2 separate regions of the Homo sapiens genome follow, and region 1 is linked to region 2. The links are chromatin loops, found by intact Hi-C in ENCODE. Cell type or tissue: heart right ventricle. All regions are shown on one strand. Each heading gives the region's core, and the rest is flanking DNA. Links, peaks and the distances in the headings are about the cores only. Region 1 has its middle 89 kb from the start of TLL1. Region 2 has its middle 150 kb from the start of LINC01179.

Region 1 (5,386 bases), core at 258-5,257, 250 kb after region 2:
AAATCACATCATAAACACTTTCAGGAGGAGGAACATGAATATGCGGTGCCCTCTGGAGCTCAGGTAGAGTAAAAGGAAGAGGACTTGTTCTAAGCCCGTTTGCACACTTTTACTGTGCAGTGCTGGAGTTTTCTTTTTGGGATTAACGTCCTTGATTCATCTGGTTTCGCTCTTCCTTGTGAATGCTTCCACTGTCCATAATCAATTATAGATAATCCAGCAAAATACTTAGATAACTTCTATATTTACTTCCTCACTTGGCATCCCTCCTTCTCCTCTTCTACCCACTTTAGTGTCTAACCATCAAACGTTTTTGATAATGTCCTGTCAGGTCAAATGGTCATACTTAGTCCTCATCTCTTTGGCTTCTTTTAGCCCTTGAGTCAGGTGTGCACCCCTGTTTTTATTGAAACTTCTCCTCGCTGGGTCCATGTGGCACCATGATATTTTGTCTCTTCCTATGTTGCTGGGACCACTCCTCTTTGTCTGTTCACCTGGCATTTCCTTATTTTCGCTTCCCTTACACTCATGTGTGCTTTTAGCTTTTTTCTTTCTCCTTTTATTTTTCTGACAATAGCTTCTTTGCCACACTTATCCATTCATTTCAGAGATGTATAGAGGAATGAGCCATGTATTTGTGAGTTGCTTTCATCTATTTTACTGGGAAACAGTGGCATAGCTCTTGGTACATAAATCCCTCAGAAGGCTGTATTGCATCTCTAAGATTAGTATAACATTACACCACTGGAATTAAATCAGTCTTCATTCACTAGTGAACAATGTTCTCATGGGTGAAATTACTCTAAAAATGATCCCATGAGAGTTTTAATATCTAATCTTATTTTCTGGGTTCTTTTCACCTATGATATACAATTGCTATTTCTTATAAACAAACTACTCAATAAGAAACATTACTGATCTTGGCAAGATATAATAAGTTATGTAACTGCTTGGGATTCCAAATAGGAATTCATGGACTGTTATATCCACATAGAAAGAGAGCCAAAATTGAAGTTAATGATTTTATAGGGGCCACAACAACAACACATATGCTGAGAGATATTTCTTTTGAGTGAAGCAATGGAAGCTCCTATAAAACTGCCTTTTCCCAGTCACTCTATTGGAAACTAATTAATAATTTTTTCCATTTTAAGCATTTTTGAAGAAATAACATCTTTACTTATAGTCAGAAAAATTCATATTCTCATTGAAATTATTTAGTGTGATTATCCATCTTCACATACAACTCTGTCCTTGAGAGATGAAATGTATCATGCTTTTAACGACCTCTAGAGAAAAAGATTTCAGAGCTTACTTTTGGTGACTTATTCCAATGACTAAATCCCTTCAGGAAATTATTTTTCATCTAACCTCAGTACTTCATAATATGCTTAAATGTTTCCTTTTACTATGTCCTTGCTGAAAATGTCTATAAAATAACTGTAAACTGGAAACCCATTTTAAAAAATTACTCCTTGCCCACTTTCTTTAATTCAACTCCAGTCTTGGAAAAAAAAAAGTCTTAAATCATTTCTGAGATACTCTGAATGCTTTCCAAATAAGGTGCCCATTTTATCTTTAATTTTAAAAATTTTGCATATACAAATTTATTTTTCTTTTTACAGTTTTATAGTTCAGAGTATTTGATATTGTTTTAAATAGAATATATGCTATTATAAGATATAAGCATTTAACTAGACTTTAAAAATGCTTTTTTAACAACTGAACCTCCCGTCAAGTTTACACCAATAACTGTCAAAACAAAAAGATGGTCTAAGACTCTTTTTGTGCTGTTAATTCTTTTTAACTTCCTGACTTTTGTGGCTGTTGTTACTCTTAGGCAGGATTATCACGGTGTAACATAAATAAGAGATTAACTTTACAGTCACTCTCCATTCACCATAAAACTCCTTGACCTACTCAAGTCCAGTAGGGTCAGCGTTTTCTTTGGCCAGCTTGAGTGGTTGGCTTTGGGACTGTGGGGCTCACGCCATGGAATACTGTCAGCACAAGGGATATCCTTTGGAAAATAACAAAAACTCACTCTCTCACTTTTTTTTTTTCCTTTGCCTACAAACCCAGGGAAACTCTCATTCCTCAATTCATTAATGACAAAGAGTCTAAAGAAGTTTGTAAGGACAAAGAAAAGCTCTGCTAATTAACCATTGTAATGTAATCATAATCAAGATTTACTAAGTACTTTTTGTGCCAGGTAGCACATAGATTGCACAAAAGACAGTTTCTGCTGACAAGTTTTCTGCCAGCCCTGGGTCTCAAGCCTCAACAGTTTGACGATTTGTGCCAAAGGCTTCTGATTAATTAGGAAAATTCAACAAGCGTTTATGAAAATGCCACCCTCCCCACCCAAGTCATTTAGATATAAGGTAGTGTTTTCCTGTTATATTTCCAGTAAACAAAAGGATATTGGTTGATTGTTGGAGGGGAGTTGATTGTAACCTTTTGGCTCTAAATAAATAATAAGCCTGTGTCTTAATTTCATTTAATGGCTTGGAATTCCTAAGCTATGGAGTTCGTGAGAGAAGCAGAGGAAGTACACACATTAAAAAAAAAAAAAAAAAAAAAAAAAAAAAAAAAAAAAAAACAGGGAAAGAGACCTGTTGAACCCCAAGTGGCTTCCTTTTCCCAGCATTAATTTGCAGGTGGACTAAATCCACAGCCACTCCTCATGACAAACAGATGAACTGAATAATTTCCAGTTGTCTCTCATGCTGTCTTTGAGCCTGGGAGCAGGTTGTACATACCCTCAACTGAATCAATGAGGGGAGCAGTGTTGAGGGGCTTTGGACTAAACGAGATTAGAATTACTGAGAAGTTGATAGAGACGGATGTTTTCAGTTACAATTTTAACTAGACATAATGGCTTCCCCACAGGAAAGTTCATGAATCCATAAACCTAGTCCAGTGCTCCCTTACAGGAAAGGAGCTGTTTATTAGTGTGGTCCATGCCACCTGCTCAGCTATCAAATGCACATTTGTTCTCTTGGGAACAGTAGGGTGGAGTAGTTACTAGAAACAGGGCTGGGAGCCAGCAGTATTCCACTTCCAAATTCTGGCTGACTCCTCTAGTGACCTCTGTCTAGTCCCTTCAATAAAGCTAACCACTGCTTATTTCAAACTGAAGCCAGATGGGTAGTGTCTTGGGAAATATCCACACTTCACTGGGATTTCTTTGCCACAGGATTCATTCAAAATTATCCTTGTAATCAACAAATATTTATTGAATATCTTCTATTAACATGCATTAATAAATGAGTCAAAGGGGCATGCTATACCTGGATTTACATGATGTGATTCTAAAAACCAATTTCTTTTTAGAAAGATTGTTGTGTACACTGTTTTGTAAAGCATGGGATTTTTGAGGAAGAATTTATGTAAATTCATCGATCTATCTAAGATTTCTATAAGATTTCTATAAATTGAATTAGCCCTGTAGCAGTTATTAGGTGTGGTCCATAGCATACAAAATTAATTTTAAAGATAAACATCAGTGACAAAACAGAGCACAATTTTTTTCCCCTACAAAGAATCAGGATGCTAACATACAAATTCTTTTTTATTGTTGCTATTAGAACAGAGGGAAAAAAAGGTCCCCGACCTTGGAACCCTATGTTTGTGCAATTAGAATCATGCGGGTGAACAATAACAAAATATTCTCCCCACCCTCTGAAGGGGGTGACAGCTCCTGGGCACAGTGATACTCCATAAACAGCCCAAGTGGCAGAACATCCCTAGCAGCAGAATCCACTGGCTGCTTCCCAATCTGAATGTTTTTGTACTATCCTTGACTTCTACAGTTGGCAGAGAGAGGGAAAAAAATGTTTCAGAAAGTAGAGATGTTGAAGGGATGGATGTCCAGAAATGGAAGATGGGGAAAGAGAAATGTTTCTCTCACACTTTGTGATGCATCGGAAACAATAACGTGGTCACTTTAGAGATCCCAAATGTTTTAGAAGTGCAGAAGGTAACAAAAACCTCCTGATATTTCAAAATGCAAATCACCCAGCTTCATCTCTTTTTAAGAACCTTCGCATTACTGTAGGGTACAAATAGAGAAACAAGTACAACTACAGTCCCAGCGAAACATACTCAGACTCTCATAAAAACTCCACTGGTGAAAACAGTTACTCGAAGAAGCCAAGTTAATCCTGTGCCTGAGTCCTCCGAGTCCTGCTAAGACAGCTCTGGCCAGTGACATTCACCCATAGTGCATTCCTCTCGGCCCACCTGCTGCCGTAGGATCCTAGTTTTTCAAGCCCTCAATGAAGTAAAGAGCTAGAGTTGAAGATGGAAGGCAACATACAGCTAGAAGCACAAAACATGAGCATATACTGTTGGCCAGAGTCTTTCAGCAGCTGGTTTTTCTATGACTCAGTTCCCCATTCTAAGAACGAGTCTACCAGAAATATTTTCTTATCACAAATATCTTATTGACAGCCTCAGGCAAAGCAAATGAGAAATAAGCCAGAAAGAAATAGGTCTGAATTGATCCCAAAGAGAAACTAGCCTTTTCCAGTCATGTATCAGGGATTTGCATGGTAGATGTAGGTCATCTGAGAGGGCTCTAAGCTCTGCCCTATGAACACAATGCTTTCTTTTCCTGGTTTTGCATATGTAACATCATTGTCCTCAGAAGTCATCAAGTCCCCATTAGCTTGATGGGATGTAGTAATCAGCTGGGGTTGCCATAACAAAATAAAAGCCACCCAAAATGGGTGGCTTTAATGACAGAAATTTACTTTCTCAAAGTTTAGGAAGCTAAAAGTCCAGGATGAAGGTGTCAGTACAACGGGGTTCTTGTAAGCTCTCTCTTCTTGACTTGCAGATGGCTGCCTTCTTGTCTCTGTGGTCTCTGAAAGAGAGATATCTGGTGTCTCTTCTTTTTCTTAGAAGGACATCGATCCTATTGGTCGGAGTCCCATTCTTATGACTTAATTTACTCTTAATGATCTCTTTAAAGGTCTTATCTCTAACCTGGCTGTGGTGGTGCACACCTATAATCCCAGAGACTGAGGCAGAAAAATTGCTTAAGCCTAGGAATTTGAGACTGGCCTGGGCAATAAGCAAGACCCCATCTCAAAAACAGAATGAAAGTTTTAAAAGGCCCTATTTCCAAATAGTTTCATTGAAGGTTAGAGCTTCAAAACATGGGTTTTGGGGGGACAGAATTCAACCCAAAGCAAATGATAAATATTGATTAGTAATTATTAATCAGTCATATGCACAGAGCACTCATATTGTCCAATTAAATTACTAATACTAGCTAATATTGTGTAGATTAACTGAATTAATAAAATAAGCCAATTGAAACTTAGCAGAAAACATCTCATTTTATGCCATAGGCAAATAAAACAGGAGACACTTTACA
Region 2 (5,386 bases), core at 102-5,101:
ATTTAACCACTACCACTCAGGCCTGGCCCTTTTGCCTTTTGTATCTGAACTTTGTCAGTGGCCCCCTAATTAGACTCCCTGACTTCAGCCTTGTCTTTCTTATTGCTGCCAAAGTAATTTTCCTAAGACCTGCCCTTTTCAACCTTAAGTGGCTGCTTCTTTCTGAGTACGCACTGTTTTTCAACTTAAAAAATCATGTACTCTTTGACAAATATAAAAATTGCATCTTTTCCTTTACTATAAATTGAAATTTCAAAATAAATATCATGAGAAAAAGAAATAAAAACAACGATATTTTGCTCCAATTAAGCTGTTAAATTGAATTTCACTCACTTTGAGCATGAAGTCCCTGCTGTTTAGCCTGGTTTGCAAAGTCCACCACAATCTCCATCAGTCCTTCCTTCTTAATACAAGCCTTCCATTCTAGTACACTGGTTTTTCATTATTTTGTGGATATATTTTTGGTATTTTGTGCTTTTGAACTTCTACTCCTTTATTGTAAAATATTTAAAGTTATACATAGAAATGGAAAAAAAAAACTCTCATGTTACTTCCATCTGATTAGGATGTCTTTTCGGAGGAGGTAATCTATGGTTAAAGGACACAAAACGGATGGAGAAAAGATGCTCTGAAATGCACACAAAGGCTGTAGGTATTTAGAAATCTCCTTATTGCTTTATGCATAGAACAGGGTGAAACACAAAGGGAACCATTTTAAAACAATCTTTTCCTCAAACACTGTAAAAAAAAAGACATATTAGTATGTAATGACACATGTAATGATAATCTCCTTAACAAACATTTAAGATCAACTTTATTTTACAATTTTGCAACAAAGACAAAGTAAAATAAAATTAGTTAATTACTTGTTACTTACTAAAGAATTACCTAAGTAGAGAAGGTTCAGTCTCTGATTTTGGAATTTCTATGCCTACCTTGCCTACTGTTCCTTCTTAGAAATCTATACTGTGAACATGCGCTACTCATAATTCTAGTTATCCTACTCATGAGAAGCACTCATTTTATGCCCTTGAATAAAAGAAGAAGAGAAGTTATTGCTTCTTTGATGGGAACAGATTTCTAGATGATAAGGCCTGCACTGCCATTCTCTCTTTGCTCTCGTAAATGTGCATCCATTCTGAAGAGGTTTCCTGTGGAAGTTAGAGAACTTCTTGTATTTCAGAACTGTCCATTTCAGATGTTAGCCAGACAAGGTGATCTTACAAGTGCACACCACCAATTCCTCCGTGTTTATATAAGAGGCAAGTAAGGGAATGTATTCCAATTTCTGTATCATATGGTGTTTTTCTTTCTATGTTATCCTTAGAAATAAATGTGGAAATTATTGAGGAAAAGATAAAACCAACCAACCAGACAAGTTACTTTTTTAAAATCACAAATGAAGTGTGATGAGAAATGAAGGCAAATAAGCTAGACAAACGTTTGGCAGAAAGGGTATAGTTCATTTCAGATTTTACTGGCTTGTTGAGTGTGCTAGAGTGTACTGTAATCCTGAAGACATTTTTTTTTCATTTTCCACAAAAGGTAAATAGCCTTTTCCAGGGACTTGAGGGTCAGTTGAGTGTAATCATATATATTTATTAGAACATAAATAATTTTATAAAATGCAGCCATTTTATGATTATAGTCAATGTCAGGAAATAAGCAGAAGTATTTTTCTTCACATACATCTAGATGGAAAGAAGTTGCTCTATGCCTCCCTTTTACTACAGTGTTCTCACAGCTCCTCTGGATTGAAGTAAATGGGAAAGTTTTTGAGGTCCATCTGACATGAGAAATCCCCTGATTACTATGAAGTCAGAAGTAGTGGAGAGATTAACGGTTTATAACTCCCAATAAAGCATTTCCTTCATAAGTCTGATTAAAGTGATTTATCAACAAAAACTTACTTATAAAAGTTGCGTGTTTGATAGACAAACATAAAAATTCAGTTTTTCATGCTGGGACATGTCAAGAACAAACATTCGTCTATTAGGGTGCCCCTCTCAACTGATGGAAAGGGACCTTGACAGGCTAGATAAGCTACTTGGGGATTTTGCCTTGGACAGCCTGTGTTCGTCTTTCAGCTGTGTAGGTAAGTCATACATTTTGTGGTCACTAGATGGCAGTATAACACCAATGAAAAATCTAGGAAAACCAATTTTTCCCAACTTCAAAGCAAGTTTAATGTATTTTTATGCTAAGGCAGTTTTAAAAAGACTCTCCAGAGTATGCTAGGAGTAAAAATATATAAACCTATTTTTTAAAAGTATCAAACCAAATTATTCTTAAGAGTGAAAAATTGTCTGACTTCCCTTTTAGCCTTCAGACAATTCAGATTTGTAACTTTGTTTATGTATCTGGAATATTCTGAAATAATCTTGTAACATTCTTTTTTCTTATTCCTTGAGGAAGTTTTGATACCTCCCAGATGCAAACAAGTGAGTGAAGAAAGATGATACTATTGTAGTCACACGAAAGAAAAAAGATAAGAAAAAACACACCTCAAAACCCACACAAATCGCGCCTACGCATAAACAACCCTTCTCAATTGTACTCAGGCATAACCATCTATATATTTGCCTTAAGTACTTTGTCACCTATGTGGTTCTTATTTAGGTTTTCTGTCTATTTCTAATGTATCTAGCAACCCTTTATTGCTTCATCAGGGCACTTTTTCCAGAAGATGATCTCTTTGTAATGCTGTCACAAATATGGAGCCTGCACTAGAATCCAATGCTAACTGCTTCTTGGTGCAGTTTATTCATTCAACACATATTGGTAAGCATCTTCTAAGTAATGGCACTGACATGGTTAGGCTTTGTGTCTCCACCCAAATCTCATCTTGAATTGTGATCCCCAGGTATTGTGGGAGAGATCTGGTGGGAGGTGATTGAATTATGGGGGCAGTTTCCCCCACGCTGTTCTTGTGAGAGTGAGTGAGTTCTCACAAGATCTGATGGTTTTATAAAGGGCTCTTCCCTCTTCTCTTGCTACGCACAGTCTTTCCAGCCTGCTGCCATGTAAGACGTACCCCTTCCCCTTATGCCATGATTGTAAGTTTCCTGAGGCCTCCCAAGCCATGTGGAACTGTAAGTCAATGAAACCTATTTTCTTTATAAATTACCCAGCTTTGGGTATGTCTTTATAGCGGTGTGAAAACAGACTAATACAGGCACTATGCAAGTTGCTAGGGGATTAGTGGTATGAAGACTCAGTCTCAGTTCTTTGTTACTTATAATCTAGCAGAAGAGAGACATTAAGTAATCTCATAATTAACAAAATTGACCAATTACAATGACGAGAAAGGCTACAAAGAGATATGTTAAGTGATTTTATAATGGGTGGTCTGATTTGATTCACTCAACAAATACTTATTAACTGTCTACTCTGTGCTTGGTACTATTCTAGGTGCTGGGGATTCATCAGTGAGCTAAGCAGATAATGATCCCTGTCCATGTGGAAATATATTTGAGCTGGGGAACACAGAAAACCCGCAAAATAAGTGCTATGGAAAAAATATGAAGACGGGATGTGAGAGAAGTGGCACTGAGGAGGAACCTGTGACTTTGACTAGTGTAGTCACAGAGGGTCTCACTGAGAGGATGTCATATGGCTTAAAGCTTTAAATAAAGGAGGGAAAGAGCCATGTGGACATCGGAGGAAGAGCTACTCTGGTTAGAGAATAGCAAATGCAAAGACCCTAGAGCAGGAACATATCTGGTGAGTTCAAGGAACCTCAAGGAGGTTAACATAACTGGAAGGGAATGAATACAGGTCTAGGGGACTTGGCCAAAGTCCCTTAGAGCCTAGAATTTTAGTCAAAGTCACAGGCTCCTCTCAATGCCACTTCTCTCATGTCCCTTCTTCATATTTTTCCGTAGCACTTATTTTGTGGGTTGTCTGTGTCCCCCAAGGTAATGGGAGGCAGATCATGTAGGACCTTACGGCCATTGAAACGTCTGCTTGGACTAAGCCAGAGTCATGGAAGGTTTAGAGCAGAGATGTGACACCGTTTTATTTATGGCAGAATCACTCTGACTCTTGTGATTTAAAATATTTTAGGGGTCAAAGAGGGAAACCAGGAGACCAAGATTCCCGGAGAAAGAGATTAGTAGCTTGGACCTTGTGGCAGCTATCGAGGCATTGAGAAGTGGTAGAATTCAGGATGTCTTTTGAAGCCATCCTGAAGGATCTCCTGATGGGTTGGATGGGGCTTAGGAGACAGAGAGAGGAGGCATAAGTGACTGCCAGACATTTGTCCTGACCAACGGAACGGTGAAACAACCATTAATTGAAATGGAGAAGACTGAGGGTAGAGCAGGTTTTTGGGACAAAAATCAGGAGTTCAGTGTTGGGCATGATAAGTTTAAATTATGTGTTATCAGGCCGGGCGCACAGGCTCATACCTGTAATCCCAGCACTTTGGGAGGCTGAGGCGGGTGGATCACAAGGTCAGGAGTTTGAGACCAAACTGACCAAGATGGTGAAACCCCGTCTCTACTAAAAAAAAAAAAAAAAAAAAAGAAAAAAAAGAAAAAAAAAAATAGCCGAGTGCGGTGGCAGGCGCCTGTAGTCCCAGCTACTAGGGAGGCTGAGGCAGGAGAATTGCTTGAACCTGGGCGGCAGAGGTTGCAGTGAGCCGAGATCGTGCCACTGCACTCCAGCCTGGGTGATAGAGTGAGACTCTGTCAAAAAAAAAAAAAAATTATGTGTTATCTGTCCAAACAGAACGATCTCATTTCAAGTGCAGGAGAGACGTCTGGGTTGAAAGTATCCATTTGGGAATTGGCATCATTTAGATGGTATTGAAAACTACAAAGCTGGACAAGTGAGTGACTTTGGGGTATGTGAGGGGGAGCAGGAAGTCTTCTCAGAAGTGACCTCCCAGCAGGATCTGAAGGATGAGTAAGTTCACTGGGTGGAGAGTGAAAGAAGATCTCTCTCCTCTCAATGGCACCAGGAAGAGATGCTCCATTTTCCACTGACGCAGTGAAGCATAGAGGAGCAGTCTAACCACAGAGACTCTTTATTAGGTACTGGGAAAGTTTCCTGGAGTAACAAAGTAGCTTTCCTAGAATAAGAAAGTTTGAAAGTTCTACAAACTTTCAAATACAGTATCAATGTAGGTGGCAGCCTGGAGTATGTCCCGATAGTTCCTAAGGAATTTCATATACATATGAGGTGTCATTTTTATCTTTGAAAATGACTTTGTGATACCTGTATGTTGAAGCAGTAGAGGCCTTAGGGCAGTTGTCACCAAGTGGTGACAGCATATACCTGTCTTGTGCCCCTCAGCAGAAGCAGAAGCATTTTGGGAACTTGGTGTGTGCTCCTCACGGTAGCTGACCAGGGACGCAATCGAGTCTGAGAGCTGTCAGGCAGG

Evidence for each region. Peaks named below come from ENCODE experiments on the same cell type or tissue, not always from the same donor. Only the 100,000 strongest peaks of a DNase experiment are listed, where the experiment ranks them.
Region 1: it touches region 2 in a loop (2.2-fold over the local background); 7 of 110 quality-filtered maps call a loop at or near these places.

Annotation. Positions count from the first base shown.
Region 1 is chr4:165,781,853-165,787,238 of GRCh38, forward strand. No RefSeq gene overlaps it. Among named protein-coding and RNA genes, the nearest start is that of TLL1, 89 kb to the right of the region's middle. In heart right ventricle, for the core only: no CTCF peak of the experiment used is centred there; a DNase peak (open chromatin) is centred at 3,029; H3K27ac peaks cover 854 bases.
Region 2 is chr4:165,535,090-165,540,475 of GRCh38, forward strand. No RefSeq gene overlaps it. Among named protein-coding and RNA genes, the nearest start is that of LINC01179, 150 kb to the right of the region's middle. In heart right ventricle, for the core only: CTCF peaks have their summits at 2,122 (motif pointing right) and 2,325; no DNase peak of the experiment used is centred there; H3K27me3 peaks cover 538 bases.